2 separate regions of the Mus musculus genome follow, and region 2 is linked to region 1. A link is a loop called in an ENCODE intact Hi-C map of the cell type or tissue named here. Cell type or tissue: gastrocnemius. All regions are shown on one strand. Links, peaks and the distances in the headings refer to the core of each region. The heading gives the core; the rest is flanking DNA.

Region 1 (15,500 bases), core at 3,766-11,765:
TTGGATTTTTGAAAGTGAGATTTGCTATTCCGAAAGTACATACTTGTATAACTTTGTTAGAAGCTGTGAAATTTACCATGTTGGCATTTTCTTCTCCATTTTGTACTCAAATAAACTAAAATGTAAAAATGGGGTATGGGCCACCCCATTTCTCACGTGAGCCTTTCTAGGAGACTGTACTATAAAACTTAGAATTTTTTTCTTTTTGGCAAGCTAATGGATGAGAAATAGTATCTGAGTGATTTAATTTGCATTTCTCATTGTACAAAGGTTGTGAGTGTTTTCACTTAAGAAACATTTGCATTTTTTCATGTAAAATCTGTTTCTATCTCCTGCATTTTGCTGCCCAGTTCTTTTCCTCACTGCTTAAAACTCCTCATTTTATGTCAGGTTATGAGCTATGTGTATGTGGAAAAGTGCATTTCCCAGCCCATCATTTATGGGTTTACTTTGCTCTTGAGGGGTCCCCCTTTTCCATAAAATGAATTTGATGTGATGAAATTCAGCAGTCTTTCACTGTACTGGATATGATTTCAACATGGCTAGGAAGGGTTTCCCTGTCTCTAAGGGATTCCCCTATAGTTCTACACTACAAGATTCACATTTTATATGGAACCATCTGATCTCTTTGAAAATAATTCTTGAAAAGAGCAAAGTTTATCTTTTTCAGTATGGAAACTCGGTGAGTTAAACACTAGTTAAAGTCTGTCTGTGTCTGCTGTGAGACACACCTTTTATCTCTGTTACATACATGTCGTTACTTGAGTTGGCTTTGCATCCTTGTCACTTAGCAACAGCTAACTTATAAATGCTTCACAATAATTCAATGTCTAGTCTGATTGCCCTCCACTCTGCCTTTTTAAAGCTTTCTTTCGCTCATGAATGTTGAAATGAGTTTCTGCTTATGGCAGTTAGTTCCCACAAACACTTTTAGAGAGGAAGTCAAGTGGGGGGAGGCAAGGTGAGAGCCAGAGAAGAAGAGTCTGGCCAACTAGGGAGTCTTTGTTCAAAGTTGGGTATATATATTTTGAAGAAGTTTCATACTTGACTTTGGAAGCTACCATTAAAAATAAAAGCCTGTCGAACACAACTCTGATTGCCAACCATCTTACGACTGACATTTTTCTACACAACCTGGACTGTAGTTAGGCACTCCAGCATTGACCCAATTCCCTAAGCTAGCAATCCCTCTACCCTTCCCCAACTCATTCTTCACCTTAATTCTGTTATCCTTTAGTCACACTGAAAATTTGCCCCAGATTATCGGAGTTTAAGCCTCCAATGCCACTACCTTCTACAGAGTCTTTTGTGAATTATTTATTTCACTGTATTTGTTATTAGTTATTATTTTGATATAGAGCCTTGCTGTGTAACCCATGCCGGCTTTAGACTTGTGGGACTCTCCCTCAGTCTCCCAGCGACTGGATGACCTGGGTGCCGGCCTGCACCACTATTCTAAAGTAAACAATCTCTTCATGCTCCAGCCTATCATCTGCACCGCCTGTGCGGTTAGTATCCCTTCAAACCAAGGTCAATCATGCTAATCCTTTACTAACATTTGCTGGCTCTCAGGGTAAATCCCCCCACCTTACCATACAACCTGAGCCTTTCAGTATCAGATGGCAGCCTCCTCATACGGCCTCCTCCTCCTCCGCAGTCTCTCCATCTCTGTCATTTCTTCATTCCACACACTGAACTTCTTTATATTATTATTATTATTATTATTAATGTTAATAATATTATTATTAATAATAATGTTAATAATAATATTATTATTTTGTTTTGTTTTTCAAAATAAGGTTTCTCTGTGTAGCACTGGCTAGCCTGGAATTCACTCTATAGCCCATCCTGGCCTTGAACTCAGAGATCCACCTGCCTCTGCCTCTGCCTTTCAAGTACTGGGATTAAAGGCTTGCACTGCCTCAGTCCATCTTAACTGCATTTCCCAGCAGGGGCTGTGTAAACAGTGATTCTTGAGTTTAGAATACCTCTCTCCCCTCAGTCCCTAACCTCTTTGGTCAGATAAGCGCTTAGAATGAGATCCCATTCAAATGCAGTCTTTGATAAAGCCTTTTAAGCCCAGTCAGAATTTAGCAACCCCATTTTTAATCTCACAAAACTTTAATGTGTTTTTATAAAGTGGATTGTCTCTTAGCAATTTTGCACTTTCAACATCAAACAGAAAGTGAGTTCTTGTTTTTGCAGCTTCTCACACAGTGCGTAGCATACAGCAAGCACTCAAGCATAGCATACAGCAAGCACTCAAATTCAGTGAGTGAAAACAAACACTGCTTCATTAGCAACTGGGACAGAAACAAGAAATGACCTGGCTAGCTCAGTGCACTATAGAGCTGTGTCCCCTCCCTTACTAACACTGCCATCCTTAAACATAGTTCCCTCTGTTGTGGTGCCCCCAACCATTGTTATTTTGTTGCTACTTCATAACTGCAATTTTGCTACTGTGGTGAATCATGATGAAAATATGATACTTGACCTGCAATAGGGTCGAGACCCACAGGTTGAGAACCTCTGCTACAGTGTGTGTGTGTGTGTGTGTGTGTGTGTGTGTGTGAGGGGGTGGGGGCTTTGTTTTTGTTGTTGTTGTTCAGATAGAATCCTTACTCTTTTCGGAACCACTGGCAGTATTAATGGTAATAAACTGGATCTCTCGACCTTGGTCCTTAAACCAGATGTTGCTTTATGGAAACAAGTATAACACTTTATAGTTCATAGTGGTCCATAATTAGTCTGTAGAGCAGGTAGACGGTACACAGAAGTTCAGAATTAAGAGTAGAGGAGATTGCTCCATCATTAAATCCTCTCACAACTATGCACATGGTTAAATGCTGAATTAGGTGATCTCAGGTAGAAGACGAAGTGCTGTGGGAACCAGATAATTTTATAACTATAGTCATTATTTTATCTGATTTTTCTCAACTCTTGAGTTAATCAGTGCAAAGATCAAAGAGAAAACATGGAAAGGGATGACATGATCTCTACAGGAAGCAGAGCCCAGCTTTGTCCGAACGTGCCAGTGCTGGCGTGATAGAGCCTAAGGTTCCTAGTGTATCATTACTTTAAAATGTCAGTTTAAAAGATAGGCTAAATTGTCCAGGGTGGTGGCGCACGCCTGCAATCCTAGCGCTCGGAAGGCAGAGGCAGGTGGATCTCTGAGTCCCAGGCTAGCTTGGTCTACAAGGTGAGTTCTAGGACAGCCACAGCCATGTTGAGAGACTTTGTCTCAAACAAAGTGTGTGTGTGTGTGTGTGTGCACTTTCAATGACCAAATGACATGAAAGGAGCCAAAGCTATATTTTAATATAAAAATGAAGTTTTTATTATTGATAGGAAAATATAGAAATTGGTTTAGAATTTTAGATATCAAATATGATTTACATCAAATTTTATGTTTTGTGGCAGTTTGAGACTGCCACCAAAGGATTTCCTGATTATATAAGAAACTCTTGATTATAAGTTTTCAAATGTTCTGAAAAGACATAATATAAAACTCTTTCCTATAGCCACTTCTTGTGTTCAAACCTTTTCAAAAGACCCAGGCTCAGTTTGCAGCTCACTGTGTTGTAGGTCACAGAAAGGAGAAAGACAACTTTTTGTTGGTGGTGGCTTCAATGTAAATTTCATGTACACACTTTGAAAACATTTTGAACTCTGGTTCTATAATCATTCACAGGAATGATACTTTTTTATAGTAACTAGTTGATTATTATGTATACACACATAGTTTTCTTTCTGCTGTTCCCATAATTTAGTTACTATACTTCTTCCCCATACCTCTCCCACACACACTAAAAGCCAAGCAATGTAAGTCACATATCCTTATGAAACCCATTGTTTGGAAACCAACTTAGTGTCTTTAGATCAAATTTTACTTTAAAAGATTGTAAAAATACATATTTGGAGGGTATTTGCGTGACATATTTAAGCAGAATAACATTCTGAGTTGTAGAAGTTATGGTGTATTAGTCATCTTTGTTTAAGGAGAATTGCATCGAAAGAGAACTCTGGAAATCAAGACAACTTGAAAGCATCCCCCTTTCCTTAGTCTCCTAAACTGATATTATCTAGGTAGAGTGTCAGTAACAAATATTGAAATATCAACATTCAACTTTATATACAGAGCTATTGCTAAGTTCCATCTGAATAATGACCGCCATTATAGAATAATGTGAGAGTTTTCCGATGTGACTTAGGATCCTAGGCTACATGCTACCCTTCATATTTACATTTTAATCTGTGTTTATCTGGATATTATTAGTCAATTCTGAGATGGTGGAATTGGTGACCTGGTCATACATGTGCAGAGCTTGGCCTCTGAGTTAATTAAATATGAGTTAATAATATATTGTAGGAGAATTATTGTCTTTATTACAGTTATTAGGTAGTTACTGAAATTATAGTTTGTAAGGAGCGCAAAGCCTGGCAAACTCAGGATTAAATCATGCATTTGAACCTTAGGCCAGCTTTACTAGAGAGACAGTCTGCTGCTAAAAGAGAAATTGTATGTCATTGAAATTAAATGCTTTTCTGGGGATGGAAGATTCCAGGTTTTAATGAAATTACTGAGTGTGGTGTAGTGAAATGATTAAAATCTGTATTCCGGGAATGTGGCAGGGAAAAAAAATCAATAAGTGCTCGCACAGCTCTGCTGCTCAATGTGAATCCTAAGATTGAAATAAACTACTACAAAAATAATAATTAAAAACATATCAGCACATTAATTTATTTAGCATCAGTCTCCCGAGACATCATCTTCACTAATTTTTAGCATACATTACTATGTAATGAGCAGCCGTCTTTTCAGATGCCCCTATTAGACAGCAGCATCGCCGCCCTTCCCCCACGCTCCTGCCTCGCAATCATTGTACTTGCACTTATTATGTTACAAATGACCGAGGTAAGGCTGACATTCTCAGAGCATGCAAAAAGACCTAGTCTGCCAGCTTTTTTTTCCTTCCTAATGAAGCAGCTTTGTGAAATCTCCCCATGTGTTAATACTAATGAAGATCCTCCAGCACAATTAAAATCACAGCCAGTGGCTGAGGAGGAAACATAAAACAATAGCATCTTTTAGGATACATCTAGCCACATATGCACGCATAAAATAATACATGGGCAAATCATTCTCTGAGAACTACATTTTTACTTGGTCTTCATTCTGAAAACTAAATTATCTAATTTGTAATTACACAAACTTCAAGAGTTTATTGTGTTCTTAATAAACACCTTAATATATATATATTTTAAATGACCTTTTTGTCTTCGTGGGTAATAACGTGTACCTAGGTTAAGGGGTTTTTTTTTTTTTTTTAACTCGTTTTTAGGAGACTGCGGGTACACTGTTGGAGGGAACGGGGTGTTCTTTGCCTTTAGTTTAACTTGATTGGTTGAAGGGAATTGGGGAGTGGAAGGTTAAAAATTGAGACAGCCAGCTGACATTCTGGGGCTCTGATGGAGCACAGCACGTTTAGTTGGTAATGGGCTATTAGTCTTTTAAAGTGTTTAGTTCTTACAGTTTAACTAGCTTTTTTTTTTTTCTTAACCGAAACTAGAAAAAAAAATGAGATTACGGCTTACAGATTATACAAATAACTGTAAAAGAACTTAGTGTTTATTCATTTGAATATTATTGATTCACACCATGAACATCACAAGCATTTAAATTCGTCCATGGAAAAGCATTAGTAGTTTACCTTGAGATCGCCTTGCGCCCTGCTTTTTAAAGCCCTAGCATGCACAAATTCTTGGCATATTAATTTAGCGTGTAGACTCCAACACAATTCCTAGTTTACAAACATAAAAGTTGGTGGAGATGGCTTATCTGTGTTCCCTAACAGTCCGTTTAAGTTTTTTTTTTTTTAAATTAAGTATTCAGTTCTGTCCCCCCCTCCCCGCCCCCCGAAAAGCAAAACAAAACATGTAAGTTTCTTAACTTTTTCTTGGGACGAGGAGCGGTGCAAACTCAAAGATACAGTATTCTTGGAATGAAGAAGCAGCCCCCTCCCTTGGCTCCTTTTAGAGCTGATAGGTCATTTATTATTGGAACTGAAATGGTATAAACAATTCTCTCGCTCTTTTTTCCCTTGTTAACAGCAACTTTCATTGTTAGAGAGAGGAGAGAGAGAGAAGCCTTGTTGGTTGACGTCACTTGGTTCATGAAGCCTTCGCCTAGAAGTGAAGCTGCTGAACAAACCTTGAGAAGAATCATCTCCTGCTTCAATCTGCTGCTGGATAGGAACTAATCAGAGAGCGAGCGGCGGAAGACGGGGACGGAGGGAGCCAGGGCTTTCGCGATCACGGATCTCACCTCCACTCCAACTCCCTAGACTTTCTGGCAGGAATTAGAAGAGAAATAAGGAGGCGGTGGGGATTCCGAAAAGCTTAACCCGCACCCGGGAAGGGCGAAAATCCCTTCCCCCGCAACTCAGTTCGAAAGTGAAGGTGAGTTTGAGAGCCGGGGTGCGGGGGTGCGGGCGAGGTGGGTTCCGGGCGGAGAGCGGCGGCTGCGGGCTGGAGCCCTCCCGAGGCGCCCGCCGCTGTTTACCCGCGCCGCCCGGTGTGGCTCTTTGTTGTGCGGCTGCGACGCAGCGGTGGCTCTGGGGTCCCGACTAGAGTCCCGGGCGGAGGGCGCGGGGCGCGGGGCCCTGGTACCGGGCGGGGTGTGTGTGTGGGGGGTGCGGGCTCCGCGGAACGGAAACTTTGCTGGGAGTGCGGGCGCGGGCGGGCGGGCGAGCGAGCGGCCGGGCGGGCCTCGTCCCTCCATTGTGCCCGCCGCCCTCGCCGCCGGCCTCGCGGCGTCCTCCAGCCCGGCCCGCTGCGGCGCCCCGCGGGGCAGCTCCCGAGGCGCCGGGCCCTGGCCGCCCCCGCCTCCGCCCGGGGCCCGCAGCCTCGCTCCCGCCGAACCGCGCCAGGCCGCTGGGGCTCCGGAGCCGGGTGGGGGTGGGGCCGCGGCCCCGGGCGGCGGGTACCGGGCGGCTCGGCTCCGGGAGGGCTCCGGGCGTCCTGGGGCCGCGGCGGCCTGGCGGGCTGGGCTCCGGGTCCTCGGGCTCCGCGTCCTCCCTCCCCCGCGACGCCCCGCTCCCCTCCCCTAAAGTAGTTCCGCGAACCCCAGAATTGGGATCGGGAAAGGCTAGGAAGTGTGCCGGGACTCGGAGCCGGCCCCGCGGGGTGGGGGCTGGCTCCTCTTCCCCTCTCCTCCGTGTTTATCTTTTGTGTGTTGTTTCCTTGTGAAGCGAGAAGCAGCTGCAGTCCGTGGCCGAGTTGTTGAAATTTATCCCTTTGTGTATATTACAATATCCTCCATTTTTCCCCCTGCCCTCTAAACAACAAGCGTTTCGCCATCTTGGGCAATTTTTATTCCCAAGTCTGTCTGTCTCTTTTAATTTTTAAGGAAGGGAAAGGAGCCATAGAAATGAAAAAAAGTGTGCCTGGATAAGGCTCAAAGTTAGGAACGGTTCAGGGGGCCATGTGACGTCATGTAAACTTTTATCAAGAAAATTTCCCCAAAGTGGTTTTTTGTTTTCCTCAAAATTTTCTCGTTTTTCGGAATCGTGTAACTTAGAGGCTAGTGATAAGTTGTGCACTTTATTTTTGTATTTTGCATTCAGAACGGATCGCAAAACCATGTTTGGTAACAAGTGGAAGATTATTTTTTTAAAAAATGATCGAAACTTTTTACTGTGTCACTTAGTATCCACCTAGTTTTGTGCACGAGGGTTTTAAAAAAATTTTTTAAGTGTATTTGTAACAATATAGTTCTTTTCTTGGGAGGTTCCACAGATCTAACAAATTGAGAATAGTTACTATTTATATATCCATCACTTGGGGTGTCTACCTCCCCTTTTACAATTGTGTTCTCCTCTTTCGTGCTATTTACATTTTAAAAGAATTATACAGAATATCAGAATATCAGATTCTTGATACTTTTACATCTTAGTAGTGAATATTAAAGTCAAAGGGTTGGCAAAAAATGTAGTTTAGCATATAAAAGGCAGAATTAGCTTTAATAGATAATTTACAGTCTTTTGATGTAAACTTTATTAACCATCATAAAAATAATGATAAAAACTACAATTTAAATTTGTTTGTCGAAAATAGTTTTTCACCTTACCAAAAAAAAAAAAAAGTTGAGCTGGTCACATGACCCTACTTAATGCTACACTCACTGAGGAGTATATAAATAGGCACAGTAAATTGAATGGAAAAGCGTAACTTTGTCTCCAGTAGTCATTTTCAGTCAGCATATTTACATCTCTTCTAACAGGGACCTGAAACTGCCTGTATTTAATTTGCATTCCCTTTGTCTTCTGGGTTGGGGAAAAAAACATTGACTACAATGAACTTACAAAAAGAAGCTAATAGAAAAATTCTAACTACATTAAGGAGATTGTCTAATATTCGAAAACTTCCATTGTAAGTGGTATGTTTGAACTGTCTGTGGAATATTCTATGCTGCTTTCTGCTATTTACTCAGAAATATGCTCTGTGTAAAATGCTACATAGAAATCTTAACTGAATTGAGTGTCTGCTGTTTAGTGAACTGTAGGTAGGTGAAAAATGTTTAAATAGTTAAAAGCACATAGAACAGATGGCTCTAAATTATACATGCAACAAAGGACTAGAAGATTTGGCAGATTATAAATGGAAGCAACAGAGGATAAGCAGGTTAAGAAAATGGTAGTTAAGTCCGTTGCTGTCTCACACCTATTGTAAACACTGCTGCACAATCAATAATTTAGATGACACTACGGCATTTGTGTGTCTCAGTAGAAAAGGAAGATTTTACAAATATTTGCAGCAAATGCTAAATGTATATTTAAGCAACCGTGACAAAGAGTTTTATTTTTTTAGGAAATCAGGTTGTGTGCTTTTAAAATAGGAAGTTATTTATCAGAACTTAGTATGTTCATGTAATGGTTTTCAGAAAAATAGAACTAGGCACGTATTGTAAAATCTAGATAATGCTATCTGAAATGTTGTTGGTTAAACTAATACACTGACTAGGGTAAGCTTGCACATTCACTCTTTATGCTAGTGAAAATGGGGTCTTAGCTGCTCAGTCTTGGCAAATGCATGGATTACAATACTGCCAGCCTCATTTACTAAATAGTGTGTGAGGTAAAAGAATATATTTTAGTTTTCATATTTGAGTTTTGTACATAACACTATGATTTGACTTGATGAATGTGGTTTACTATTTATTTATAAATGTAAATATTTTGTGTGATTCTGGTCTCTCTGGAAGAATCAGAGTGTATTTAGCTTTTTCAAAAGAATAGACTATCTTAAAAAGTATTGGACTTAGCTGAAATTTGCTTTTCGTGTATCTAAGCCACTCATTTAAAATGCACACAAGCTGTAAGGGAAAGCCAGGAATTCTGAACGTGTTGCCCTCTCTCTCATTTCTTTGTTTGCATGTTTATTATAGAGTTGCAGTAAAGGAGCAGATGTTTTGCCAAACATCCTGATGTGTTGCTTGTTCTTATGGGAGTGCATAGCTGCTCCTTCTGATGCATCAACTTGACAGCTGGTTGATTTCATGGAGCTGCTAAGAAGCCATTAGTGGTGTCATTGAATTGAAACAGAACAGTCACTCCCAGCTTGAACTGCAATTGTTAATGTCTTTGTTGCTACTTTTGTGTTACTATACAAGATGTGGGATACCACCTTTGCTCAGAAGTTCAAGGTTTCTGTCTTATCTCCTTGAGTAGGTGGAAGGTAGCACATTAGACCTTGATAACGCATAGGTGTAAAGATTTCATACAAGAAAGGGCTTTGAAATTGTAGTTTCAGAGTGACTGAACTAGTCTTTCTTAGAAAACTACCAAAAAAAGAAAAAAGAAAAAAGAAACATGGCACAGTGCAAGCAAAGTCATAAAGTGGAATTGACCCCTGTAAGAAATTATGTAATCAGGGTTCAGTGATTGTTTAATATACTTAATTTCCTGAGGGATTAATCAAATTGTCTAGTAAGTATTTTAGGAGGTTTTTTTAATTACAGAAAATTAAATATTTTGAGTAATAAAGTCTTAAAATATCGTGGTTTATTTAATAAATACTGGCTCATTTGGCTTAATGTTTCTTTAAACGTTTACTGTGGGAAGTGATCAGAGAGGGAATAATTGTTGGAAAGTAGACCATTCTGCTTGTAATTTTCTAACGAGGCCAAAATTCATAAGACTAAAAATTCATAAGACCCTGTTCCAAATTTTCCTCCTAGTAGCTGTTTAGTGATTTTCTTAAACTAAAGCCATGCGTTTGTTGTAGCGAGGGCCTTCATTGCATCCGTTGTGTTTGTTTTGAGAGGAAGGGTCTGACTGCAGTTTCTTGCTGACCTGTCCAGGGTCTTCCCTGGGGTGGCATCCCAGGCTTGTGCCACTTCTACCTGTGGCTTCAGCTCTACTGGGACTTAGTATTCCAGCTGTATCATTTTCCTGAGCTTTGTACTTTTTCTGTTTTGTGGGTTGGAGGAGAAATAAGAAGGAGCAAAGGGTAAGAATAAAGGCTACTAGTCTCACAAGACAGAGGTGCTTTGTAAGAAAACTGGAGGGAAAGAGAACAACTGATGGTGGTGCCAGAATGCAGTGTGTTTTATTATTTTTGAGACCCTTTTTAATACCAATATTTATTAATTTTTCTCAAAGTTTTAGATCTTAAAGTAGAATAAAATTTAAGAACTCTTCAAAGAGTATAACATACTTTAAAACATATATACATAAAATGTAAAATTGATTATTGGAAGGCATAATTTGCTGAAATAAGTCCTATTAAAAAGACTTCCTGTAGAAAAGAAAAAAGAAAAAAAAAGACTCCCTATAAAGTGGCAGGGCACTCTTTTAATGCCAACACTCTGGATCTCTGAGTTTGAGGCCAGCATGAACTACAGAGTGAGTTCCAGGATAGCAAGGGATACAGAGAGAAACTTTGTCTCAAATAAAACAACAGAAAATGACTTCCTGTATAATATGAGCAAATTTTCAACTTGTATGACACACCTCTGAGTGATTCTGGGGTCTGAAATCATAAGTTTATGATCATAAGTCTTTTAGGGAAGTCATGCATTACTGTCACTAAAGTTAGAGGTTATCTTGAGGCAGTACAACACCCTAGTCTTTGTATTGTAGCCATAAAGTTCCTTAAAATGCAAATCATGCTGCTGAATTAAACCGTATGGATCTCATTGTAAAAGAAGATTCGTTTGTATTATTTCTAATTATGTGTGTGTGTGTGTGGGGGGGGGGGGTTGGGAGTAGGATTTTGTGCAGGTGTGTGCAGGTCCCCCATCCCCAGAGACCAAAGGAATCAGATTTCCTGGACCTGGAGGTACAGGCTTTTTTGAGCCACCCAATATTGGTTCTAGGACTAAACACAGGCCCTCCGAGTTACTGAGACATCTCTCTGGCCCTGTGTCTAGCTTCTGAAGAACTGTATTTACTTAACAGATATCTCTGTCAGGCCAGATAGTCACACAAACCAAATTATGGTGAATTGAGTTGCCTATTAAAAATTATTTAAAGATGCATGAAAGTTTAGCTCAGTGTCAGAGGAAGTATTGTAGTTCCAGCAGGTACTCTCTGCTCTTTCAGAAGATACTAGCATGATATTGTTAAGGGAGGACAATGCTGGGCAAGTCTGTAATGAGTTTAAACTTGAATTTGCATGTGTTTCTGTTGCTTGTGTTACTTAGAAACTATGGCTGGTGGGACTTGATAGTGCACACCTCTAATCGTAGCACATGGGGGACCAAGGAGGGCAGATGTCTGGATTTGAGGTCAGGACAGTCTGAAAGCCAGGGCTATACAAAGAAACCCTGTCTCAAAACACCCAAAAGCAAAACAAAAACAAAATAATACATGAATAATAAGAATATTAATTTCATTTGAAAAAACATAGAGAGTTGTAATATATTCGGAACATCTGCTGGAAGTAGGAAAATTAAATGAATTTATATGACTTTTAAATCTGTCTCGAGTTTTGTTTGATTTGTGACAACTAAAGAGTTTGAGCTATAAAATACGTAACAGTTAAACTTAAAACTTCCTATTCATTATGAAATTTTAATGTCAGTTAAGCATCTAGTTTTTAATAGATGTTTATGACAGTATGAGGCGAAATAGTTTTATCTCACATATTTGTTTTTATTATATATTTTTGAAAATGAAGTTGTTTAGAAATACTTCTTATATAAGGCTTTGCATGTAATTTGGCCTTGGAATAATGTTCATTTAAATAAAAATTGCTGAGCACTGAGGATAATAACAAAGGTAATACATAGATGTGAAACCTTACTCATTTTGATTGTATAGGTTTATAATGTCAGAAAGATGTGCATATGATTTGAAGATAGTTTCTGCCCTGCTACTTCACTTCTGTGTCTACATAATTGTGTGGGCTTTTTCTTTTTTTCTTTTTCTTTTTTTTTTTCCACTTTCTGTTTTCTCCTCTTAACACTTTCCTACAAACATGCACTCATTAATCAAAGACCGTGCACTCCTGCTGAGGGCAGAGAGGTTCATCAAATTGGCAGTCAGCTTGGTGTAAAGAAGAGAGCACTGGCGCTCTTAACTCACTGGGACATAAATAAATCTAAGGTCTTTGTATGCAAACCCTGGAGGTTAATACTGTATAATTCAATGTCCTGTCTTTGTTTTTATGATTGATGTTTTTAAATGTCTCAAGCTTAGTGCAGTCTTCTTGTAGATCAGGCCTGCCTGTCTGATTGGCTGTGCTGAGGAAGCACTAGGTTGTCAGAAGGACTTTTGAGTGTGCCGCAGAGATTTTGATTTTTTTTTTTTTACCCTGCAAGATCATTGTCATATTGCGTGAGCTGTTATAGGAATGTACAATGATTGACATTCCCTGCTGTGATAATGGACCTAGTGCATGAAATGCCAATAGTTTGGTCCTGTTTGTTCGGCAGCTTACTGCTATTTGTATCCTTAACAGAGCTAACATGGAGAACAAGCAGAGCTACTGGGATTTCTCGGTAGACAGTGCTGGGATTGGGCTTTAGCGTGAATTGGTTGCATATTCATAATTTAAGAACAGCTGGTTACAGCAAGCACACAGTCATTTGCAAGCTATTATAAAGCATTCCTCCCACCCGGAGGCCGTGTGAGGTGGGGTTTTTTTTTTTTTATTGATCTACCTGCATTTAAAATCTAGTCACCGCTGCCCCAGAAGCTCTTCATTTTAGCTGTGTTTGCAACACACAACAGCTTCCATTTTAAATAATCTCTTTAAGTTGAATTCTGAATAAAACGAAGGACCTTAGAACGGAACAAGTACAAATGGTTGTATCGTATCTGCAAAATATTTAATTTTGTCTAAAATCCAGCCAGCTGCCTAAAGAAATCTAAATTATACAACTATTAAAATATTGGGTAATAAGATTTTATAATTTTGTTCAGATAAAAAACCAAGCTGATTTTACTTAAGAATTCTATTGTTTACTAATAGTTTAACTAACAGTTACAAATAGTTTGAGACACAATAGATTATCAATTACTTTGTAAAATATTGTCTTCTTACGTAGAAAGGAGGTAGTACTTTTAGCTCGTAGGTAGTGTGAAAGCAAGATGAGAGGCAGCTGACAGGCCTTTAACTGGGTTAGAATAATGTGAAGGCTATACAGCTACAGCTACTCTAGTTGCTGGAAGGACCAGTGAGCAGTCCTACACGTTCTAAAAGGTACCTGTTACTACAGCTCTCCTAACCTCCTGTACGTGGCTGTCACTTGTAACTAAGTAGAGAAAAGGAAACAACCTGAGCACCCCAAGCTTCCAGTCAGAGTGGGAGGAACCCGTGGCAAATGCTCGTGTGTTTATCCTTTTCGGGGCGACAAGGAGGAGCGCATTGCTTTGTATGTGTTAAGATAAATGCATACCCGAGGGATGTGTGATGATGCAGTTATCCTGAGCTTTCCACATGACATGGTAGTGTCTTCACACTCGTGCTTGCATGCAGAATGCTGAAGTAGGTCTCACACTTCAAGGCTGAGAAACAGTCCTAACTGTGTGTCTTACTCTCTCTTGGCTTCACAAATGACTGGATATGTTGGTAATATAGCAGAGTACATGGCCAGGTTTAATCTACCTGGTAGTATGTTGTCCTTTTTTTTTTTTCTAAATAATAAATTCAAAGGTTATTAAAGGGCACCGCGTTGCATCTCAGTTGTGAGTTACAAACTTTAGGCAGTTAGAATATTTTGTGAACTATTCTATGTCCTTTCTTTCCCTTTGGACAATTGTGCTTTCAGGTATTTCTCTGCCCCATAGAGTCTCATCAGTGAATAAGCAGAGGAGAGAAAAGGATTTTGTTGTTGTTGTTTTGTTTTGCCCTGGGGTTGCTCCCAGGGCTGTGGGAGTCGTGGAGGCTGTAAACCTGGCTTTCTTCCCGAGATTCCCTCAGATTTCCCGGAGCTTTGCGCTGAGATGAAGGTTTGGAATTTTGCCTTCCAGTTCTCATCACACAGGTGATTGTGAGGAGCGTGAGGAGCGAAGAGAAAGGATTAGATAAATCAGTAAAACACAAAATTCAGCATTCTTTTGAAAAAAAAAAAATGAATGGACTCAACATCAGCCACGAGAGAAATTTTAAGTACTTACTGTTCTAGTAACAATAAAGACAGAACAACTTTAATTCTCAAAGTTTGTATTTGAGCGCTCTGTCTAAGCATGCATTTGGATAGCTATGGGAGTTGAGAACAGAAGCTGTGGAGATGTCTAAGGGAGTAAAGTGCTTGCGTTGCAAGCTTGGCCATCCCATGTAAGAAGCATGATAGAGTGGGCATGTAATCCCAGGATTCCTACAGAAAGACTGGAGATGGAGACTAGAGAATCTCTCAGAAGATAGAGTACACAGCACAATGACAGAAACAAGAGACCCTGCCTCAAAACAAGGTGGAAGAAGGGAACCAACTCCTTCCTCCACGTTGCCTTCTGACCTCCACACACGTGCCTGCATGACTGTGATACATACGTGACTACATTCAAACACACAATACATCATGTTCTTTGGCTTTTGAAGACAGGTTTTCTTTGTATAGCCCTGGCTATCCTGGAACTCACTTTGTAGACCAGGCTGGCCTCAAACACAGAGATCTAACTGTCTCTGCCTCCACAGCACTGGGATTAAAGACTCGAATCACCCCACCCAGTTTACACACAATAAGTCTTTGAAAGATCAGAATACGAGAGAGATGGCTTCTGGTTGGAATAATTTTTAAAGTTTTAATAAATTTTTAAAGTTCAGGTAGTACTGAATTGGTCAAGAAAAGTGACTGAACAGCGGATACTTTGAGTTGTGGTCAGAAAAGGACCCAACAAAAGGATGGCTGTAGGAGCCAAGCCTTGTTAAGCAGACCCATCAAAGCTCTCCCACTGGGAAAACGTGGCGTAGTTTTGCAACTTACTTTGAGATTATCTCGACTTAAACCTTTTGCACCAGAAAGATGATATCATGGGAATGTTCCCTTCTTCCTC
Region 2 (15,500 bases), core at 3,557-11,556, 88 kb after region 1:
GTCAGCCCCAAAGGTATTGAGAGTAAGTGGAAATCATACAAGAGAGACCTTGAGCCAGTCTCCTCTGCATCAGAGGTGAGTGGAGACTCGCGGACAGCTGCTGTGACAGCCACAGGGATGCCTAGCTCTGTGCTTAAAAAGCCTGTACTTTAAAAGGGTATAAATTGATTGGGGCATTCATACTTCACGATTAATAATACTAAATACGCTCATAACAAAACTATCAATCTTTAGAAAAAGTCTTCAGAATTACTTATTTTTGACAAATGGGAATTAGTAATGAACATATGTAGACCCCCAAAGTGAAACATTTTGAGAGAAATTTGATTTTTATTTAAAAACAGAATAATTTTCATGTTGATCGTTAATATACAGCTCTATATTATTGCATTTAGTAGTTGTCAGTGGTAGAAAGTTCTAGAGGATTAGTTAAAAGTGATTTAATATGCACTTAATGCTGTCTTAATTCATCCTCCTCGCTCACACTGACCGACAGTGCGCATATGGAACTCACAGCAACGGTGGGTAAGCTTTCCAGCCCAGCTCTGCGCGTCTCCAGAAAAGCCCTGCCCTGCATGCTCTGCCTGCTCGGCCTGCTGCCGTTGCTCTTCCTGAAGGAGCAGTAACAGTGCTGACGCAGCAATGCAGCTAGAGTTTGCATTCAAAATAAATGTGGGGGTCAGGATCAGTGCTGTATGACCTGAGCCTGGGTGTTCCTGTCCCAGCACTGAGTTCTTCAGTCTAAAGGACAAAAACACCAAACAGGTCAGGGGCTCACGAAAGGCCAGAGGAGGGACAAACGATGCAGAAGGCAGTGGCTCCGAGGCTGCCTTAATACATGTGTATCTCAGGTTGATGGTTGCTTTCATTAGCAGATCTCATTGTTATGCAATGTCTGTTTTGCTGCAGCAAAATGGATCTTGTACTCGCAGTCCTGTGTCTCTCTGATGCTGCAGTTACTGGAACATATGTCTGCCTTTGCTTTTCTTTACCATATTTTTAAGGAAAAGAAGGAAAATTGGATTCTATTGTTGCTGAATATGTTTCTCAGAGGCCTTTACATTTGTGTTATGGATATTTTCTATTTTTGTCCTCTGTTTACAATTATAAGATGTTAAATAATGTAAACATGTTAATTATCACATAAATTTTAGTGAATAGCATATAAGCTCAATTGATTGCACTAATAATTTTATTAGCTATGTAAGCATATGTTTTCTAACATTTTAAAATATTGGGGTCTTTTTTATTACAAAATATGGTAAGTAAGATTTGAAAGATGCTGCTTTTTACAATAGCAAAAATTGTAATAGAAATAACTACCGCTGAGATAAACTATTCCAGAGGTTTTGGTTTGAGATGAGCACTGAAACCTGGTTCAGACAGGCTGAGTGACTTCAGCCAGGGAACAGGAGGGGACGCTGTTGTCAGTGCAGTCATTTGGTGGCTTGACAGCACTTTATGAAGTCTGTTGGCTTGGGCTAGTGTTCTTAAGAATGGGCCCCATATGAGAACCTGGGTTTGTGTAAATACAGATTAGTTTTATAGCATGCAAGAACATATGTGATAATACCTGACCTTTTGTCCACGAACTTCAATCCTAACAATATCTTGGCTATATTAAGTAAACAGGATCTGCTCTGTATTCATAGTAAGTTAATTTGTGCTGAAAGAATTTGCTGCATATTGAGCTTCATTCATTATGAGCAATGTAAATGAAAATTTTCTAAGCTCTTTCAGAGTTAGTGAGGGAAAGATTGTGGGCCCAATTATCAAGACTCCAGGAGAGAGTCACCCTGGGTTTGAGGAAGCTAGAACTGATAGTGAGTGAGAAGTCATAGGACGTAATGTTAACATCTTTACAAGGGAGAAAAAGACCCACCCCATTGTGACTGTTGGATTTGCTATTACCTATTTATTGCACCTGAAAATCAGTGGAGCACTGTTGAATTTCAATTGTATGCAGTCTATGTCATATCAATTGACTTGTGATAGAGTAATGTTTGAGGGTTTTCTTTTTTAAATGATATAGTGAGGCATAGGAAGTTTTCTTATTCTTTGTTTCGCTGTCTTTCCCCTGGAGTAAGAGGGAAAAGTCACAGGGGAGTAAGCTCCACCTGGGCAAGTGCAGAGCTCAGTGTGGAGGTGGGGATACATGTAAAAATAAAGTCACCCTAGACTCCTTCACAGGCAGATGACATCATAGACTCGCTCACAGGCAAATGAAGGGGCAAGCCCATGACATCATAGACTCGCTCACTGGCAGATGAAGGGGCAAGCCCATGACATCATAGACTCGCTCACAGGCAGATGAAGGAGCAAGCCCATGACATCATAGACTTGCTCACAGGCAGATGAAGGGGCAAGCCCATGACATCATAGACTTGCTCACAGGCAGATGAAGGAGCAAGCCCATGACATCATAGACTCGCTCACAGGCAGATGAAGGGGCAAGCCCATGACATCATAGACTTGCTCACAGGCAGATGAAGGAGCAAGCCCATGACATCATAGACTCGCTCACAGGCAGATGAAGGGGCAAGCCATGACATCATAGACTTGCTCACAGGCAGATGAAGGAGCAAGCCCATGACATCATAGACTTGCTCACAGGCAGATGAAGGGGCAAGCCCATGAAAGGTCAGTGAGAGAGGAGCTAGAGTCTCTGGTAAAGTTACCTCAGTTATATCCTAAACTCCCCCTGCCTTTCTGAAACCACACCTTTCCCTGAATGCTTAATCAACTCAGCCTGCAGGCTAAGTTGAGTTTCTAAAAACTGAATTTCGAATATGAAATTGAAATTAACAAAGATATATATAATCTGAATCCATATATTTATATGTATATGTGGATTCAGATTATATACAGTACAGTTCTTGGCTACATGACCCTAATAACGATAAGTCACCTTTTATTGTGCTGTGACTGTACTTATACTGAGGAAATGGCAAAGGAGGATGGGCACAGCAACGTCATTGTTCTAATTTCTGTGCATGTGCTGAGAAAACTTTAATTGAAACATAAGTTTGTGTTGATTGTGGTAAAGCTTTGGGTTTGTTTGTGAAGAGGCAACTGATGATGAGTTAAGACTTTTGTTGACTACTTCCCGCAGTCCAGAGCCATGAGCCTGGGATCCCTTGCTAGGAGCCTATCCATGGCATTTCTGTGTCCAGCTAGACCTTGAACTGTGCTGTTCTTGCTTTGAGACAGTGTCCATATGAGCCAGGCAGGGCCTCCAACTCACTCTCCTCCTGCAGCTTCCTGAGTGTTAGTTAGCCTTGCAGCTGTGCGGCTCCATAGCTGGACATTATTTTCTTTTGTTCATATGAATTTACATTTAATAGACAATTTTCCTTCTACCTGTAAGTCACTTTAAATTTTTTTGGTATAAGATAGAATATAAGTAATGTTTGTTACAGAAGAGTTTTTATCTTATTTATTTGTTCGTGTGTGATTTGATGTGTGTGATGTGTGTGTGCATGTGATATGTGTGTGATGTGTGGTGGTGGGGGTATGTGTGTGTGATACATGATGTGTATGTGATGTGTATGTAGTATGTGTGTGTAATATGTGTGTGATGTCAGTTTGTGTAGTGTACAAGTGTGTGTGTCATATGTATGTGTGAGATATGTGTGGTATGTGTGTGTTGTATGTGATGTGTGTGTGTGTGATATGTGTGTGTTGTGTGTGTGATATGTGTGGTATGTGTGTGATGTGTGTGTGTGATATGTGTGAGTGGTATCTGTATGATATGTGTGTGTGTGGTATGTGTGATGTGTGTGATATGCATGTGTGATGTGTATGATATGTGTGTGTGTGGTATGTGTGTGTGATGTGTGTGTGTGTGTGTGGTATGTATGGTATGTGTGTAGTGTATGTGATATGTGTGATAAGTGTGTGTGTGATATGTATGTGGTATGTGTGTGTGATGTGTATGTATGATATGTGTGTGGTGTGGATGTGTGAGTGTGAGTGCAAGCATTGATCTGCTACTGTGTGAGGGTGACGGTGAGAGAACCTACTTGAGGAACCTGTTCTATAAGTTTCAGGGATCAGACAGGCCTTTGGTGTGAACACTTCTCATTCTGCATCCCACTGGCTCCTTCACACCTATGCTAAATAGCCCTCTAGTTTGTTAGACTTGTCAGGGATCTTTCTTAGGCCCTTAGTCTTTACAGCCTCCCCTAGTTACAGTTAGCTGTGTTAAATGCGCTCTGTACAAGTGTCTGGGTGAGCCATGGGTGGCTTGAAATAAACCTCAGAGGAGGGACAAGAGCCTTTTGTAGTCTGTCTTTCTGTTTTTGTTTGTTTGTTTGTTTGTTTTGTTTTTTCGAGACAGGGTTTCTGTGTGTAGTCCTGGAACTCACTTTGTAGACCAGGCTGGCCTCCCAAGTGCTGGGATTAAAGGCGTGCGCCACAACGCCCGGCTAGTCTTTCTAAGTCACAGAGCCATGCACATATCACCTTGTCCCTCTTCAAAATTACATCTGTGTGTGTGTGTGTGTGTGTGTGTGTGTGTGTGTGTGTGTGTGTGTGTGTGTGTTTGGAGAACATCTGGCAGGATTTCTTTCTCTCCATCCACCGCGTTGGTGCTGGAGGTCAACTCCAGCCCTCTGTGATATCAGCACACCTTTCTGACTGACTTGCTGAAAGCTACTTCAAATGAACCCACTATCACACTTATTTTCTGTTTCTCTTCAACGTTTTATTTGTTTAAATGTGAACTGTTGTGGGACCTAACACAGTCGTGCATACACTTTTGAAATAGTTGAAATAATAGTTTTGTCTTGACATACGTCTGTGTGGCAGGAATTCCATTCACCATTTTCTCTGACGACATAAGGACCATGTTTGCATGCTGTGTGAAAATAGGATATCAATGTTACTGAATCTGACCACAAACTTGAGCTGGAGCTCTTAGCTCCCTAGTCGTCCTGTTCCAGAAATTCAGTTTCATTGTAGTTAAAAGCATTAGTGATGTTAGCAACTGCTGTGCTAATGGGATTCAGTACCTCATAGAAATAACACAGACCTCTGAGAGTCTGTCTGTCCATTCGGCCCAGAGTTCTCTGTCCAGGTGGTTTTGGCTTTTTTCTTATTGCTTTTGTTTTCATTCTGGTTTTTCTATTTTGTACATAAAATTTTTATTTTGTAAAATGAGTTAATGTAAGCTTAATCAACATGACTTTAATGCTTACTATGCTTATATCGTTGTAAAATGGTCTTTAATCACTCTTTGTAGTAAAAATATTGAATATTATATTCATGAGTGCAAAAACATATGTAGTAAATATCAGATTTTTAAGTATAAACTTTACAGATTTAAAAAAAATCGCCTAGACACTTTGAAAATAGTAACTTCTTCATTTTGATGAAGTTAAGTATTTCGGATTTTGTTGTGATAATTTAGGCGATAAATTTTTACGAATTTCAGAGAAACGGGGAAAAGGAAAATTGGGAGGAAAAATCTAAGAACATGCAGTTTTCAAATTAACAATATTTTTTATGCTCAGGTGAATAAATTTTATTTTTAAAAAAGTTTAAAATGTAGGCAATCACTCTCTCATGCAAACTTTTGATACACACGATATTTTTCAACAAATGCTGTATATTTATAGTAGTCTAATCAAATTGCATCGTACTTTGCAAAAAAAAAATTTTAACCTTTTATTCTAACTCAGACTTCTTGTAACTACTTTCTAAAAGCATTTGAAATTTAAAGGTCATTCTTTAGCAGATTCATGAACAGTTATTTATTTTACTATTGTTCATTTATAAAGAACCTTATTAGTGGTGCCTTATTTTTACAATTTGTTTGCCAAAACCAATTTTGAAACCTGCTTAAGACTTGTTAGCATTCTTTATTGTAAGCTCGAGATCATGCGCGTCAGAAATAAACCCTTCTTTCAAAAGGAAGGAAGAGGATCCTTCTCTTTATTGCAGGTTTTAATCTTAACAAAATTAAGAAAGAACAATTACCTGAGCCGGCCCCTTACCTGGCGCGGTGTGGTCACGTGAGCTCTCTCGGTTACCGGCGCACCAAGTGCTCCACCTGCCTCTCAGTTTGTTTACCAGGAAATCAAGATGTGTAAACTGCAGGAAGTACTATTTGACCCTCTCCGACAGTATCTCATTACAATAATTGCTAATCTCTGAATAAGACAGCCATGTTTTGTGAGGGAGAGGTTGTGTTAGGTAGATTTTAGGTGTTTCTACAAACAGAGCATTGCAAATGCTTGCTTGGCTTGTGTTTTCATTATAGCGCTTGATAAAAGACATATTGTGACCTCTGGGGTCAGCAGAGCTAGGATACAATAGTAAGTATTCTTTCAAGCCTTTCAACAGAAAACACCGTGGCTGGCTGTGCAGTGCTGCCTCTGCTCTGAATCGAAAGGATAATGGCTACTTCCTGATTAAAGCCGGTCCACCGTAAGCAGAGCTCCGTGCTGAATGTCTTTCTCCTGCTAACGAGCGAGCGCGTTGCCGCTTGCTTTATTGTGTGTCTGTTTTCATTGGTGAGCCTCTTAGAAGTATTTCTTGAACTTGAACTTACATTTAGAGTAGAAACTACAATTTTAAGTTTGGAGGATTTTTTTAAAAATTCGTTAATATTTCTGTCTTGTATTTTAAATTTATCTCAGGTACTTACTATAGATTTTGATTAAAGAAACAAGCTTAAAAACACTAGCATGATAAATTGTAGTAAGCTGCCACTTGCTTGGTACTCCAAGCCGAATCCTGAAATGACATGTAAATCAGATTGTTTTCAGACCCTCAGAATTAATTCTGACTTATCTTTAATATAAGAAATTTATGTGTATATGCTGTCACAATGTAGTGGTGACTGTTTTATTATATTAAATTGTTTTCTTACATTAATTACAAAGGCTCTGTGATATAAAAATGAACGTTAAGTACTGAAAGCATAAGAAGGAATAAATAGCCACTCAGCTTTAATCCTGGAGCTGGCGGCCACCCCATCTGTGGCCTTGGGACAGTCATTTAAACTGCTTGCCTTGTTTTCTTGTCTCCTACCCAGGTGCTTAAGTAGAGTGTGTTTGTTTATTTATTGTAATACAAACGTAAAGGAAACATGTTTTACAAGGGTTTTATAAGGTAGAGAATGTTTTATTATTATATTATTATATAAAAAGCATAAGATTTATGACTTTACAATGAAAATGATTATCTAATTTAAGCAGAACTCTGTTTTTCTTAAACCTTCATTACCCAAGAATTATGGATATTCTTGGATCCATGACTAACATACGCAGAAAGCTGATGGTCAATTAGTAGGAGTCACAAGTGTGCATCTGATTTTTCTAATAGGAGCTTCTTCAGAGAATAGAAAAGAATGAGTGTAAGTTATACACTGGTAAGTGTAAGTTACTTAAGTATTCTTGTTGTTAATAATTAAACTCCAGTAGTAGGTATTTTGTTTATGTAAGAGATAACACTTTAAAATTATTAAAAATTAATTGCAAGTTCTGAAGAAGGCTATAGAATCTAAAATAAAAATAATAATTTGAAAGTATTCTAGGGAAATATAAATAATCTAGCGCCTCTTGAGAATTAAGCTACTTTTGTTTCCAGAACTGGCATCAAGTTTGTCTTATTTGACTCCATAGTTTTTAATACGTTATTGTAGTATTTCAAGAAGGTTCTAAATATTATGTTTTATGTCGTTATCAAGATAAAATTTACAGCAGAACCTTTGTTTCATTTTGTAATGATAGGTAATAGAGGCCATTTATTGTTACATAGAAACCGGTGAGCTAATTTGTCATCTTATATTCATGGTAATCACATTAGGCATGGTATCATTGCTCCCATTTCCATTGATGAAGAAATAATTGTAGAGAATCTAAATAATGGGACTAAGGTCTTTTAGCCAGTGTGAGAGTCAGGCGAGACACAGGAGCAGAAGCCAGAGTCACACTTTAAGACACTTTATATCATAAAGGCGGGTGCTCACATCTTTGGTTTAGATGGATTAATTTATCAAATATTATACAGTGCTTCCAAAGTATCAGACACTGTAAGAAGTACAATTACCTACAGCAGGAAGCCAAACAAAATCTGTGTCTCTAAAATTTACAGTTTAATAGAAGAAGCAAAAATTTAGCAGGCTTGATACCTGATACAGTGCAGGTAAACACAACAGCTAAAGGCTGTACAAGGTGAGAGCCAATATATTGTTTTTATTGACATTCTGATGATAGAGCCTTAGAGAATGGTAGGCAGGTACTCTACCTCTGAGCTGGTGCAGCCCACTTCATTTACATACTGAATTTGCGTGTAGTCTGGACTGTTCTAGATACCTGGAAAATAACAGCAAATAAGCATCCCAAAGGTGTTCAGGTGGAGATAAGCTATAGAGGATAATTAGTAAAATACGTAGCTTGTTAGACAGTAAATGTTACAAAAAAGAAAAAGAAAAAGGGGAAAAAACTCTGAAGAAAATGGAGCAGGGTAATTTTTGTAGCTGTTCTGGTCTTAGGAAGGACACAATCAAAGTGGTGATTGGGCAGTGACAATGTAATTGAGGGAGAACCTTCCAGGCAGAAAGCATGCCTGTTAGGACCTGGAAGTAAATGGAAGCCATTGTGATTGGAGGGAAGAGTGAGGAGCGGGTGAGTGGGAACAGGTGTTGGGTATTTCAGAAGTAAGGAGGGAGAGTCTGTCACATGAGACCTTTCAGACTCCAGGTGGGACTTAGTGCAACTCAGGCTTTTGCATAGATCTAATTTGTATTTTTAAAGGATCTTTCCGCTGGCTAAGCTGAGAATTGACTGTCTTCATGGAACATTGTTTAAAGAGTTCTTATAGTAATCTAACAGAGGGAGTGGCTTGGTAGAATTTAAACTCTGAATGTGTTGAAAGGTAAAACTGAAAAGCATTGTTGAGGATGCCTACGGATGTGAGGGAGAAGGATGACCGGAAGGCTGCTGCTGACGTCAGCTTCGAGATAGATAACTGCAGCTTTACTGGTGAGCCAGGTCGGGCAGGGATAAAGAATCAGGACTTGATTCACCCAAGAGATGACCGTCTAAACTGCTATTGAGGAACGAGTTTGATTTATCCCAGCCTAAGAGAAAAAGCACACAGAGATTCCTCGGAAGGCCTTTGTGCATCTTGTGGTTATCTTCTTCACGTACTTACCAACTGGGGTAGCATCCAAGCATCTGGGCACAGTTATTTCAGCCCAGGTCTCTTCAGTTTTTATACAGTGTTTAATGTTGTATGCTAATTTCTTCAAATAGAAACAGTTCATTCAAACTTCTTACACCTTCCGTTAACGTCTTCTACTTTATTATGATACGCTAACAAGTTTTGTTAAGTATAATTTATTTTAATGTTATCATAATCATTAAATAAGGTGTTTAAATGATTTAGTTGGCCTCCAAAATATCTTTTACACGAATTGTACTTAAATTATGTGTAATTTTTACAATTTTACTAACTGCAGAGAATTAGAATTATATATTTTGACTATTTCTATCTAGGCATAGAAAATATTAACATACACATTAAATGTCAGTATGTTACTCATTTTAAAAGTATTTATTTGGACAGCATTTTTTTTTTTTTTATTTCCCAACACTGAGGGCAACACTAAGGGGTTTTAGAGTCTGAGGGTAGCCTGGGGTATAATTTATTTAAGGCCAGTCTCAGCTACAGTGTGAGGAAGGAGAAGAGGGGCTGAGGGGGAGGGAAGAAGACTTTTTTTAAAAGGACAATCACAAATTTCTGTGTAAATCTCATGGTTGCACATATTAAGTAAGTCTAGTGAATTACGTGTGACTGTATTGCTTGAGATGGCCAGAGCTCTTAGGTAGCTTCCTGCAGTGCTCCTCTTACCGTTTATTGTTTATCGAAAACTTCACTTAATGTGTTTGTGCTAGTCTAGGGCTGAAATTCATGTGCCTTTACATACAGTGTATTATTAGCTTCTGTTTTGACAACCTGAGACACTACAAATGTACTTTGGCAAATAAAAATTCAAACAGATATTAAGTATGAGTACTGATTTGATAGTTTAAGCAATGCATAATCAAATAATAAATTTGTTATAGTAATTTTTAGATATCAGACATTTCAAAAAGGGTACAAGATTCATTGCCAAAAGAGTGAAAGATAAAATAGTTAGACTTAACAGTAAGGGAAATGTGGAAAGCAGAGTGCCAGAGGTGGAACTGTGCGGAGAGTGGACCGGAGTGAGATCCCTGAGCACCCAAAAAAGGCTTCAAACTCTAGTTTAAGAAATAACTTTCTAGAGATGCAGTTCACTATCCAGCAAATCACCCATTTATTATACACAGTTCAATGAATTTGTTTTCCGTCATACTGGAAAACTATCATAAATCGGATCATTTGCACTAGTGGTTTTTTCCCAAGGGGTTGGTTTTTGTTGCTAGTGCTGTTTTTGTTTTTCTTGCTCGTGGGTGCGCTAGGCAAGTGTTCCACCATTGGCCTATACTCCCAGTGTTGACCATCATTCCTTTTCTTTGGAGACAGAGTCTCACTATAGTGCCTTGACTGGCCTGGAATTCAGCATGTAGGCCAGGCTACTCCTTGAACTCACAGAGATGTGTGTGCGTCTGTCTGCTTTGCTTAGAAGGCTGCGCCATGATGTCTGGCTCTTGACCATTTGATGTGTTTAACTCCGTAGCGTTGGTTACTTTCACAATGTATGCTTCTTTGGGGCAGGCTTGTTTCACTTAGCGCAGTTTCCCAGGACCATCCCTCTGTAGCACTTTCAGAACCCTACTGCTTCACAGGATTCAATTGTGTAAACAAAAACCCGAAAGCAACACCATCTATGCTGTGTGCCATTCACTTGTCTGTCAGTGGATAGACTCTTTACAAGTCTCTGCTTTCAGTTCATGTGGTCATTTTATGCTTAGCCTTTTGAGAATTGTCAAGTGCTTTAGTAGCTGTTCAGAAAACCCTTAATTGTATAGACCAAGTATGAACCCTTGGAGGCCCTGGAGGTATGGCTCAGCAGGTAAAAGAACTTGCTGCTCGTACAGAGAGGACCATTGCGCCATCCTCAGCACCTAGGTCAAGGAGCTCACAACCAATCACCCAGAACCCCCTTTGGCGTGTCTTGGCAGCCACGTGAGCACGCGCACACACATAAGCACAAATAGTAATAAGGTAAAATAAAAAAATTATGAATAAGATTATAGCTTTCAGCACATCACATATTTTTCTTTAGAGAAAAAGGAAGAAAAGCAGCAGCCAAACGTGCTGTGTGTGAAGGTGTTTGTGTGCACAGGGCTGCCGCTGCTCTCAGTGAGGAGTCTGGGTGTACGCATTCCCAGACTGGGTGAGGGTTCATAGGCTGTGATGATTGAATTTGGAGTACTTATTTCCCAGGGACTTAATAATAAAAGGAATACACACTGATGTTTCTGTAGGTGGTGTGTTTCTGCCTGTTTGGAGAATTTCTTATATTTAATTTCTTAATAGTGAAAATGGGAAGTAAGAAGAAGCCTTTTGCTCTAACACCAAATTTCCGTAAGAGGAAGATATAGGAAAGCCCAAACAGTAGACAGGCACACATGCGCACGCGCAGGTGCAGGCGCAGGTGCAGGCGCATATCTACATAGGTTAAAGGACAACCCTGGGCATCACCCTCAGGACTGCCGGACATCTCCTTTTAGGACAGAGTTTCTCATTGACCTGGAGCTAATGAATTAGGTTGTCCTGGCTTGGCAGTGAACCCCAGATAGATATCCTCCTGTTTCTGTCTTCCCAACACTGGGAAGATATATATAAATATCTGCAACTATTTTTATATTTTTATAAATATCTGCCTGCAATTTTTATATGGGCTCTGGAGCTCAAATTCAGGTCCTTAGGCACCAATTGCTTTACCAATCAAAGCTGTCTTTCTTGTCCTCTCTTATATCAAAGAGCCTGCTAAACCTTGATGGTTAGAATATACATTTATGTGACTTATCATATTGGAGAACATTCGTGTGTGTGTGTGTGTGTGTGTGTGTGTGTGTGTGTATCCACCCATACATATATAGTGTTTTTATTTTTATTTCAAAGCATATGTACTTTGAGTTGAAAATTGAAGTTTTTTTATTTCATTATAATTACAATAAACTAAAACAAAGGTATTTGTTTTATTTTATTCAAGGTACTTGTCTAGGTAGCTAGATGATTCTCAAGTCTGGCTGTATGTTGGAAACATTTGGTGGCTAGGTTCAGTAATATACACCTGTAAGCCCAGCGACTTAGGACTTAGGCAGGATGTATCCCTTAGGCCAGTGTCTTAAGGCTGAACAACATAGCAGTGTTCAGCGAGAGAGGAAGAAGAGAAGCAGCTTCAGGCTAGACGTGTTGTGTAACTCACTTTCACAATGTCAGTTCTTACTCATCAGGATTTTAAATGAATTGATTGCCATATATGATAAACATACCTTTTTAAGTCAAGTCTTATCTACTAAAGTGAATTTTTGAAAGATCATTGTACTATGTACCTTGGTTTAAGTTAAGTTATATTTCCAAGTTGATCACAAGAACATCAAAGTATTCACAAGGAACCGAGCTTTGAAGTATTTAGGGTATTTGTGCTTAGTATCTCATTCACATTTAAACTGTAGAACCAGTCTTTTATGTCATTCTTAGAAGTCAGAAGTGAGTTACAGAGACAAAGTTTGGAGCTGAGATGAAAGGATGGACCATGTAGAGAATGCCATATCCAGGGATCCACCCCATAATCGGCATCCAAACGCTGACACCATTGCATACGCTAGCAAGATTTTATTGAAAGGACCCAGATGTAGCTGTCTCTTGTGAGACTATGCCGGGGCCTAGCAAACACAGAAGTGGATGCTCACAGTCAGCTAATGGATGGATCACAGGGCTCCCAATGGAGGAGCTAGAGAAAGTACTCAAGGAGCTAAAGGGATCTGCAACCCTATAGGTGGAACAACATTATGAACTAACCAGTACCCCGGAGCTCTTGACTCTAGCTGCATATGTGTCAAAAGATGGCCTAGTCGGCCATCACTGGAAAGAGAGGCCCATTGGACTTGCAAACTTTATATGCCCCAGTACAGGGGAACGCCAGGGCCAAAAAGGGGGAGTGGGTAGGGAAGTGGGGGTGGGTGGGTATGGGGGACTTTTGGTATAGCATTGGAAATGTAAATGAGCTAAATACCTAATAAAAAATGGAAAAAAAAAAAGAAGAAGTCAGAAGTCAGAAGGTTCAGTTTGGGACTTGTTTCACATCTGGGCATTGCTGTGTGCATAGTGAAACATAACCAGGCAAGGCCAGCAAGCCAGCAGGGTTTGCTGCCCAAACTCCCTGCTATCGTGAATCTGAGACATTCCTTGGAAATGTGGATAAGCAAATGAATAAGCGAAGCAAAGTCTAATGTCAAGGTTTTGACGGTTTATTAAATCAGGAGAGGTAGGGTTAGCAGCACAAGCCTATAATCTTGGCACTCAGGAAGCTCAGGTAAGGTTTGGCAGTTGAGGACTGACTGTTCTAGAGGACCAGTGCTTGATTCCCAGTACCATCTAGGCAGCTTAGTCATCTGTAACTCCAATCCCAAGGGATCTGATGGCTTCCTCTGGCTCTGAGGGCACCAGATATGCACATGGTGCACAGAATATATGCAGTCAAAGCATTCACATAGGTAGAATGTAATAATACAAATGTAATTTTTGTTTGTTTGTTTGTTTTTGTTTTCTCGAGACAGGGTTTTCTTTGTGTAGCCCTGGCTGTCCTAAAACTCACTCTGGCTGGCCTTAAACTCAGAAATCCACCTGCCTCTGCCTTCCAAGTGCTGGGATTAAAGGTGTGCACCACCACTGCCTGCCTAAAAATGCAATTTTTAAATAAAAAGTAAGAATGCCTAGAAAAGGCTTTTGTGCCAATAAGAAGCTATCATCAGAAAATTTTATGCGACATACACTGTAGATCAAGTTAATTGAACAATAGGAGAAATATACAAATCAAGATGACATCTGTCTTAATGACTATGGTATATTTATCCAGAGATCAAACAAAGCTTGACTATTTGGTTCATCTTTTTTGGTTTTTCGAGACAGGGTTTCTCTATGCAGTCCTGGCTGTCCTGGAACTCACTCTGTAGACCAGGCTGGCCTTGAACTCAGAAATCCGCCTGTCTCTGCCTCTGCCTCCCAAGTGCTGGGATTAAAGGCGTGCGCCACCACACCCGGCTTTGTTCACCTTTTTAAGGTTACTTGAGAAGTTTATGCAGAGGAAAGTTTAGGTTTAGCTATGTTGGGCATGTTGCCAGTGTCAGATGACAGTACCTAGTGCTGAAGCTGGACAGGAAAGCCAGGCTCCTGTTCCCAGTGCTCTGTCTTACTCTATTTTGTTTACTTCTTTTTCATTTAAGGTAGGGCCTCTCACTGTGCAGTGGAAGAGCACTTGCCTAGCCTGCGTTGGGCTCCAGTTTTAATCCCCAGGCATGCTCTTTGAAAGGAGAGGCTGGGTTTTAGCTCATCCAGGTTGGTCTCAGACTCCCTATGCAGCTGCTCTGATCGTCCAGATTCTCCTGCTTCCTGAGTGCTGGAGTTACAGGTGCGCCACCACTAATACCCAACTTCATGTTCATTCTTTTCTGTTGCTTTTTGTTTGTGATGGTTGCCTCACTTTTTCTTTTCTTTCTTGTTTTTTTCTGTTTTAAGAAAAGTCCTTACTATGTAGGTAGGCTGTCCCAGAACTTGTCATCTAGCCCAGGCGGACCACCAGCTTTCAGTCTCTCCTTGCCTCCGCTCCCATGTGCTAGAGTTACAGGCATGCAGCAAGCAAACAGCTTATTTCATATGATTTTTTTAAAAAACTTGAAATAGGATGATGAAATGAGGATGGTCATTAGATATGGGATTATTGCATTTTTCTATGACTTGCTGATAGTGTGTAGAATTACCTAAAAGAAGTTGACTGCTTCAGAAAGATAGGAAAACATCAGCAATGATGAATCCGTTGGGCTGGAGAGACCACTCAGCGGTTAAGAGCACTGGCTCTTCTTCGAGAGGTCCTGAGTTCAATTCCCAGCAACCGTGTGGTGGCTCACAACCATCTATTATGAGATCTGATGCCCTCTTCTGCTGTGTCTGGAGACAGCTACAGTGTACTCACATACATACAATAACTAAATCTTAAAAAAAAAAAAAAGAAGATGAATCTGTTGTTGCTGAAAAGAATAACAAAGACCAGAAAGAACCATACTGCATATGCTAATACTCAAAACAGCCACCATTACTTAAGCATAAGATTACATTATTTTTTTGTCTGTTTGTTTGTGTTTTATGGTTAGGGTGGTTGGGTTTACAAATGAAAGAGTTGTAATTCAGGGTTACAACTGCTTACTAACAGTTTTAACAAGGATGAGAAGTTTCCACAGAGCAACCAGAAGCACTGAAATTGGTGGATATCAAACGATCACCGAGGAAAGCTGGGATCTTATATAAATAAAAAATGGGATCATCAAATAGAAAAAAAT

The links. A loop is a pair of places that touch in the nucleus more often than their neighbours do. Peaks named below come from ENCODE experiments on the same cell type or tissue, not always from the same donor. Only the 100,000 strongest peaks of a DNase experiment are listed, where the experiment ranks them.
Region 2: it touches region 1 in a loop (7-fold over the local background); 18 of 42 quality-filtered maps call a loop at or near these places.

Annotation. Positions count from the first base shown.
Region 1 is chr2:60,116,422-60,131,921 of GRCm38, reverse strand. Baz2b (bromodomain adjacent to zinc finger domain, 2B) reads left to right here and starts at 6,182. Exons shown (of 36, transcript NM_001001182.3): 1 at 6,182-6,459. In gastrocnemius, for the core only: no CTCF peak of the experiment used is centred there; DNase peaks (open chromatin) are centred at 4,862, 6,331, 6,552 and 6,976; H3K4me3 peaks cover 5,561 bases; H3K27ac peaks cover 7,326 bases.
Region 2 is chr2:60,028,026-60,043,525 of GRCm38, reverse strand. All of the region lies in intron 2 of Baz2b (bromodomain adjacent to zinc finger domain, 2B), which reads left to right. It overlaps Gm13572 (predicted gene 13572), which reads right to left and starts at 6,385. Exons shown (of 2, transcript NR_166198.1): 1 at 5,997-6,385; 2 at 4,684-4,858. In gastrocnemius, for the core only: no CTCF peak of the experiment used is centred there; DNase peaks (open chromatin) are centred at 6,023, 6,438 and 6,971; H3K4me3 peaks cover 1,854 bases; H3K27ac peaks cover 1,823 bases.